3 separate regions of the Homo sapiens genome follow, and all the other regions are linked to region 1. Evidence: chromatin loops called from intact Hi-C (ENCODE). Cell type or tissue: heart right ventricle. All regions are shown on one strand. Region 1 has its middle 25 kb from the start of MKLN1-AS. Region 2 has its middle 77 kb from the start of LINC-PINT. Region 3 overlaps LINC-PINT (long intergenic non-protein coding RNA, p53 induced transcript).

The links. A loop is a pair of places that touch in the nucleus more often than their neighbours do. Peaks named below come from ENCODE experiments on the same cell type or tissue, not always from the same donor. Only the 100,000 strongest peaks of a DNase experiment are listed, where the experiment ranks them.
Region 2: it touches region 1 in a loop (2.9-fold over the local background); 12 of 110 quality-filtered maps call a loop at or near these places.
Region 3: it touches region 1 in a loop (3-fold over the local background); 42 of 110 quality-filtered maps call a loop at or near these places.

Annotation. Positions count from the first base shown.
Region 1 is chr7:131,301,866-131,304,365 of GRCh38, forward strand. It overlaps a transcript of MKLN1 not described here. Among named protein-coding and RNA genes, the nearest start is that of MKLN1-AS, 25 kb to the right of the region's middle. In heart right ventricle, a CTCF peak has its summit at 1,450 (motif pointing left); a DNase peak (open chromatin) is centred at 1,437; H3K27ac peaks cover 1,514 bases.
Region 2 is chr7:131,185,546-131,188,045 of GRCh38, forward strand. It overlaps a transcript of MKLN1 not described here. Among named protein-coding and RNA genes, the nearest start is that of LINC-PINT, 77 kb to the left of the region's middle. In heart right ventricle, no CTCF peak of the experiment used is centred here; a DNase peak (open chromatin) is centred at 1,464; H3K27ac peaks cover 698 bases.
Region 3 is chr7:131,067,931-131,070,430 of GRCh38, forward strand. The region is part of intron 2 of LINC-PINT (long intergenic non-protein coding RNA, p53 induced transcript); the gene reads right to left. Among named protein-coding and RNA genes, the nearest start is that of LINC-PINT, 41 kb to the right of the region's middle. RefSeq lists an enhancer at 2,051-2,195 and a cis regulatory region at 2,123. In heart right ventricle, CTCF peaks have their summits at 735 and 1,477; a DNase peak (open chromatin) is centred at 1,501; H3K27ac peaks cover 1,674 bases.

The sequences.
Region 1 (2,500 bases):
ATAGAAGCTATCCCACCAGCCCCATCCTTTGATGCCAGGTAACATGTGCAATATTTCCATTTAGAGTGGCCTTCCGGAACCAAAACTCCCAATCTGGGAAGGGATTCTGATATGACAACTTTCATGTGAAATAGGAAAAGTTTAATTGACAATGCCACAGGGGCCAATACCTGTAGGAGGATGGGATTCTTTCTAGATGATTGTGCTACAGGGATAGCGTTCATTAGGAAGTGTGGTATTTGGCCTGTGGCCTTATGGAGATAATACTATTTCTATCGCCTCTATTATATTTTACATTCCAACCCTTTCTGAATGCTCCATGTATATTAATTCATTTAGCATCTGACTACTCCATTGTGAGCTCCTCAATAACCAGGTGTACGCCCAGCCCCTGACTCATGGGAGGTGACCTATAGATGTTCACTAAATAAATGGATGAAAGTTTAACCAATCCAAGTGGAAGCAGGGGGAAAATGAAAGGAACTACTTCCGTCTCCTTCACAAAGACCAGGCTGACGATCTGACTTGTGGTGATGGGAGAAAAGTGTGGAAGATCTTGACTTAACATTTCTACCTGGAGCGCTGGGGTACTCTTTTTCTGAGCCAATTTCACTCTTCCCAAAAGGCTGTTTGGTTCCAAATACACTAGGCATCAGTGTTAATTGCTTTTCTGAAATATCATTTTGTCAGCTTCGTTTAGATGTGGTAATTTGCAAAGCAACCCCCAGCAGTTGACAGTTCATCCATAGCTGAGTGGTGTTCAGACATTTCCTGGGATTCCTGCCCGCCTTCTATGCAGCTGGCAGTGTTTGCCAAACCAGGATATGTGCTCAACCGGGATTAACTTGGAACCAGTAGTGCTTTGTTGTGTCTGAGATTTTTTAAAATTCTGAAAGGGTGAAGGCCAACCATTAGTCCAGAAAATAAAAGTGCAGTAACTTATAATTTAAGAATTAGCAGGTGCTTCAAGATGACCTAGTCCACACTGGGTGGATGAGGAAATTATGGTTTGACAGGTTCAATGAGAAGGTCAGCTGGCTGGTCGCTGAGAGGCCAGGTCTACAATCTGTATCGTTTGTGTGGTACCAAACTGTGCGCTGGGGTCTCTAGATTTATGCTTGTGTGGATGTGTTTCAGCTACTGTTTCTTTCTGAAGCTCTTTTTCCCTGGCCAGAGACTTCCTGAACCTCCTTCATACATGTTTCAAGGTCACAGCCCAGACCAAAGTGTTTACAAAAAAAACTAAGCACTTATAAAGAGGAATTATTGCCAGCTCCTGAACTCCCAATGCCCCAGCTCCAACTAAGCTCTGCAAACCAAGGAAGGGATGAAGTGGTCTTTGGAACCAGGAGTTTCTTGGTTTGGATGCCAATAGGAAAACGGATGAATTCTGTCTGATTTCTGCAGCAGGCGGAGGCTGCAGCTGCTGTTGCTGCCACCTCCTGGGAGAAGACAGACCTTAGCTTCATACCTGAAGCCAGCCTCAGTGTTCACCTGTGTCTTGGGCAAAGGGCCCATTGGGGCAGGACTGAAATTACTTTCTCCTGGAAAATAAAAGGGATATCCCCTTACTCAACAAACAGAACCCTGGTATTCTTTGCTTTTTGTTTGTTCGTTTTGGCAAGGTTATGCTTGAAGAAATAATCTCAAACAATGACAAAGTTGTAATGAGTTAATACCGGAACCATGAGAGAGCAGAAATAAGATTGAGGCAGAACCATTTGTTTTAGGAAAGTATCAGAGATTCCATCTCTTGGACTTCTGAATCCTGGGGTGATGTTAGGAATGCACGCACTTGAGAATTGTATGATATAAAGGATGCATGAATTTGGTGAGTCTCAACCTCTAAGAGTCTCAGTTTACTTGTGGGGCTGTTATGAAAATTAATTGAGATAATGCATGTAACTTCCTCATATGAGAAGTGTTCAATGTGAATTATTTTGAGGCAAGTTCACTCTTATATCCCCATTGTGATTTTCTATATTTACGGACCAAAAAAACTGGCCAACAGCCCCATGCCTTTAATTCTTTCTAGTCTTCTGATTTATAGATGATCCCTAAGCAAACTCCTTTTATTTATTTAAACATAATAATACACTAGTGAGAAGAAATTCAGGAGGAACTAGGAGATTCAATTTAAAAAATATTTCTTGAGTGCCTACTATGTGCTGTATGTGTACAATATAGGTATAGGCCTCAAAAATGTCCCCTGAAGTACATTAGGAAGACCAGGCACAGTGACTCATGCCAGTAATCCTAGCACTTTGGAAGGCTGAGGCGGGAGGATCTCTTGAGGCCAGGAGTTTGAGACCAGCCTGGGCAACATAGGAAGACCCTGACTCTACAAAAAAATAAATTAGCTGGAGGAAGTGGCCCATGCCTGTAGTCCTAGCTACTCAGGAGGCTGAAGAGATAGGATCACCTGAGCCTAGGAATTCAAGGTTGCAGTGAGTTATGATCATGCCACTGCTGTACTCCAGTCTTGGCAACAGAGTGAGAC
Region 2 (2,500 bases), 120 kb before region 1:
CCAGCCTGGGCGACAGAGCAAGATTCCATCTCAAAAAAAAATAAAAAATAAAAAAATTACTTTCCCAGGAGTAGAAATGGATTTATGCTGAGTCACTCAAGCTTTCATTTCATCCAGGGGTTGTGAACATAGATTCTGGAACCAGCTCTGTCACATACTAGCCGTATGACCTTGGGAAAATTACCTAAAAATTCTCCATGCCTTCAATTCCCGTGTGTGAAATGGTGATAATTATACCAGCTACCCCATAAAGTTGTTTTGAGGCTTAGAGATGTAAAGAGCTTAGAACATGGCCTAGCACGTATTTTGTACCATGTAAGTGGTATTTTCATTTGTTCTTCTAATATTAATTTAAAACATCTGTGGGCCGGGGGTGGTGGTGCAGGCCTGTAATCCCAGCACTTTGGGAGGCTGAGGTGGGCAGATCATGAGGTCAAGAGATTGAGACCATCCTGGCCAACATGGTGAAACCCCGTCTTCACTAAAAAAAACAAAAATTAGCTGGGCATAGTGGCACGCGCCTGTAATCCCAGCTATCAGGAGACTGAGACAGGAGAATTCCTTGCACCCGGAAGGTGGAGGTTGCAATGAGCCGAAATCATGTCATTGCACTCCAGCCTGGGTGACAGAATAAGACTCCGTCTCAAAAACAAACAAACAAACAGCCTCTGTTCTGACCAGGTATGGGTGGCTCACGCCAGTAATCCCAGCACTTTGGGAGGCCGAAGTGGGAAGATTGCTTGAGGCCAGGAGTTCAAGACCAGCCTGGGCAACATAGCAAGATACTGTCTCTATACAAAATAATTTTAAAAATGAGCTGGGCATGGTAGCACACGCCTGTAGCCCCAGCTGCTCAGGAGGCCAACGTGGGAGGATTGCTTGAGACCAGGAGATCACGGCTGCAGAGAACCATGATCGTGCCACTGCCCTCTGGGCTGGGAGATAGTTAGATCCTGTGTCAAAAAAAAAAATTAAAACAAAACCTCTGCTCTGGACGCTGCTAGGTGTTGAGAGGTAAAAACAAATAACATGCAGTAGGTTCCCTCAGTGGGCTTACGGTCTGTTTTATTACTTTACTGTCACTGTTTTATTTACTTTGCCTAGCACGCCAGTTGCAAAGTACTCAATAAATGTTTCTGAACGTATGATTGTCTTGTGGAAACAGGCAAGCATACCAATAACTTCAATGAAATGACAGGATGTAACTGTGCCTGGCCCATAGTAAGTGTCTGGTACCATATAAGCATTAGCTATCTTAATTATGAGTTTAGTAGAATAAATGCTGAGATTGAGTGTGCGGGCTGAAGGTTGAGGGTGAGGAGGTAGAAGTGCACTCAGGGAAGTCTTCCAAGAGGCAGTATCATTGAGCTTAGTTTTGATCAGCGTGTAGGCGTTAGCCAGTAAGAGAAGAGGGCTAAGTGTGTTCCAGGCAGAAGGAACATTGTGTGCAGAGTTAGAGAGGCGTGAAATAGCACAATACATTCAGGGAACTCCGAGTAGGCAAGAAGGACTGGAGCGCCATCCTTATTGTGACATCCAGCATGCATTTGTTAAATGAGTGTTTGAGATTAGAAGCTGTGGGATGAAACAAAACAAATGAGACATTGCTTGTGTTATTCTGGCCTTCAGCATTGAACTAAATAAGCAGTCATGGACGAAGTGGCCAGAGGATTTGTTCAGTGTCATACTTGCTCTGGTACAAATGCTATATACTTTCCTACCGCACAGTCAGCCTCTTCTTGTCCTCTGCTAGAGGAAGTAAATTCACTTCATTTGTCTTTTTTTTTTTTTCCAAAACAACTGAGATAAATTACAATAAAGTTGAGGAGACTGTAGTGTAGGTGAAGATGTTTTTGCATAGTAACGTATTGCTCTAGAGCAGAGGTCAGCAAACTATGGCCTGAGGGCCAAATCTGATCCACCGCCTGTTTCTGTAATTAAGTTTTACTGGAATACAGCCATGCTCATTTGTATACAGGTTGTCTATGGCTGCTTTAGTGCTATAACAGCAGAGTTAGGTAGTTATGACAGAGACTATACAGCCTGCAAAGCTTAAAATATTTACTGGCTGGCCCTTTACAGAAAGTGTTTGCCAATCCTAGGCCAGGTGCGGTGACTCATGCCTGTAACCTCAGCACTTTGGGACGCTGAGATGGAAGGATCACTTGAGTCCAGGATTTCGAGACCAGAGTCCAGGAGTTTGAGGCCACTCTGACTGACATGGCGAAACCCCGTCTCTACTAAAGGTACACACAAAAAAACTAGCCAGGCATGGTGGCGCATGCCTGTAGTCCCAGCTACTTGGGAGGCTGAGGCAGGAAAATTGCTTGAACCCAGGAGGTGGAGGTTGCAGTGAGCTGAGATTGTGCCACTGTACCCCAGCCTGGGTGACAGAGTGAGACTCTGTCTCAAAAAAAAGAAAAAGAAAGTGAGTGTTTGCCAGTCCTCACTCTAGATTCTTCTCTTCTAATCTGATAAATAACAACCACCTAAATATTTA
Region 3 (2,500 bases), 230 kb before region 1:
CTGAAAGAAGAGAATTATAAAATGACAGACGCTGCTTTATGTTTAAAGGCACAAAGGTAAAAATTTAGGGGAGACAAGGTAAGTTTACTCAGCCGTAACAGAGACTGCAGAACACTGAGAAAATGCACATGCAAATATAAAGCTCTTGGGGGCATACCCGAGTGTCTGTCTTGAGAGCCAAGGTTTAGCCCAGGTAAAGGCACCCGATATGTATGTCTAGAATGAATGAGTGAATGAATGAATGGAGAGGCTTGGACTTGAAATACTATTTGACAGGAGACTACTAAAGGTTGCTTATCATAGGACACGTGTGACGAAACCATTTCTGATGAAAACTCTTGCTTTCAATACATAGAATGAAGTGGAGGAGTACAAGATATAAAGCGTCATTAGAAGGCTATGAAAGTCATCTGGACATAAAGTAATCAGGGCCTGGACTGGGGACTCAAGAACTAAAAATCAGAAGTGCAATGGAAAAAAGTGGTGGTTATACATCAGTATACCTACTCTGCTTGTTTTATTTACTAAGAATGTCACAAGCATATAAGAAAGTGGTGTTGCACATTTTAGATTCATTTGTTACTGCATTATGAAAAACAGGATGGCATTTTTAATCTAGTTTATCTGATCCTGAATTTTAAGAAGGGTTTACAGCATTTCAACTAGACTACTTACCCTTGGTTTCTTTTCCAATTCCAATAGGAAATCTGCAGGACTCAATCTGATTCCACCAGAATCATGATCTCTGTGGCCTCCTACTGCTAGCTATCTAGAATGGCAGCTTTTGTGTATTTAATACTTAAAACAGTTCTGTAGCAAATTGTTCTATTAATGAAAATAGTAGAGACTCCTTCTGCCCTCTAGTTTTTCTCCCATGTATGTAATAATGACGACCCCAAAAGTAACATCTTAGACATGATTCACAACCAGACCAAATCTATGATTGAGGTAAACAAAATATATACAAAGCTAAGAGTCATTAATTAGATCATTCATGTCTCCAACATCATTTCCTGTAACAATCAATGAGAAGCAATTCACAGATTCCTTCTCAGCTGGGTGCAGTGGCTCATGCCTATAATCGCAGCACTTTGGGAGGCTGAAGTGAGAGGATCGCTTGGGGCTAGGAGTTCGAGACCAGCGTGGGGAACATAGCAAGACCCTCCTCCCAACCCCCCCCCCCACCCATCTCCATTATTTTTAAAAAGGTATTTTTAAAAAAAGAAAGAAAGAAAAACAATTCTTTCTGTTTTAACTATTGTTTGCACATATCTTATATACCATGTGGTCTTCATTTCACCCCTGGCACCTTTACTTACCTACTCTGCTTCTTCATGACTGGTCACGGTAAAAGCTAATTAGTGCTTCTGCCTGTCAGAAGACTCATTCTTGACAGTTCTTGCTGACAAGCAGTCTTAGTCACAAACAAATAGGGCTTCACGTTCAGCCAGACTCTAAGTCTCACCGTCCCTCTGGGAGGCAGCAGAGAGTTCCAGCTAACTCGAGAAAAGACAACACAGCCAGAGAGGATGGCTGCCTGCAGGCTGACAACGCTGTTTCAGAGCACCCTAACACTTTCGACACAAGTAGATTACACCGGGGGAAGAGTTTAGGGATGAACACGGGAAAAGTACATAAAATCTAAGCAAACAAACAAAGCCCTCCTCCAAAAAAAAAAAAAAAAAAAAAAAGAAAAGAAAAGAATTATTAACACCAGGGAAAACAAAAAGTTGTGCTGGAAAGAAAAGGCAACCATAGATTATATAACTCAGCTGGGAATAATGTTTTCAAAGTCCTAACAATGTAAATGCTGAATTATTCAAAATGTAATTATAATGAAAAGAAAAGGGCTATGCACATGGGGTGGGGGTGCATAAGATAAATTCTCCTGGCCGGGGCGGTGCCTCACGCCTGTAATCCCAGCACTTTGGGAGGCCGAGGCGGGCAGATCACGAGGTCAGGGGATCGAGACCGTCCTGGCTAACACGGTGAAACCCCGTCTCTACTAAAAATACAAAAAAAATTAGCCGGCGCGGTGGCGGGCACCTGTAATCTCAGCTACTCGGGAGGCTGACGTAGGAGAATGGCATGAACCTGGAAGGCGGAGCTTGCAGTGAGCCGAGATGGCGCCACTGCACTCCAGCCTGGGGTACAGAGCAAGACTCCATCTCAAAAAAAAAAAAAAAAAAAAAAAAGATAAATTCTCCTTTATCATGAGAGGTCAAAGGTAATGCCTAACACTGAAAAAGTAAGAAGAGGATAGAGCAATGCCTGTTTAGAGAGCTGGAGGTAAACAAGCAGAACAATCCGCTCTAAGAGTTGAGCTCAGAGAGCAAGGGATGGGGCAGGAGTGACAGCGGGGAGACTGCTGGTCTTTGTAACAAGCCTTGTACCTAACAAGCTCTTGGAATATGCGGGTTGTGTGCATGTACAACTTTAGAGTTAAATTAACACTAGTTTAAAAGTGGCCAAGTAGAGACTAGAACCCAGAGTTGCTTAG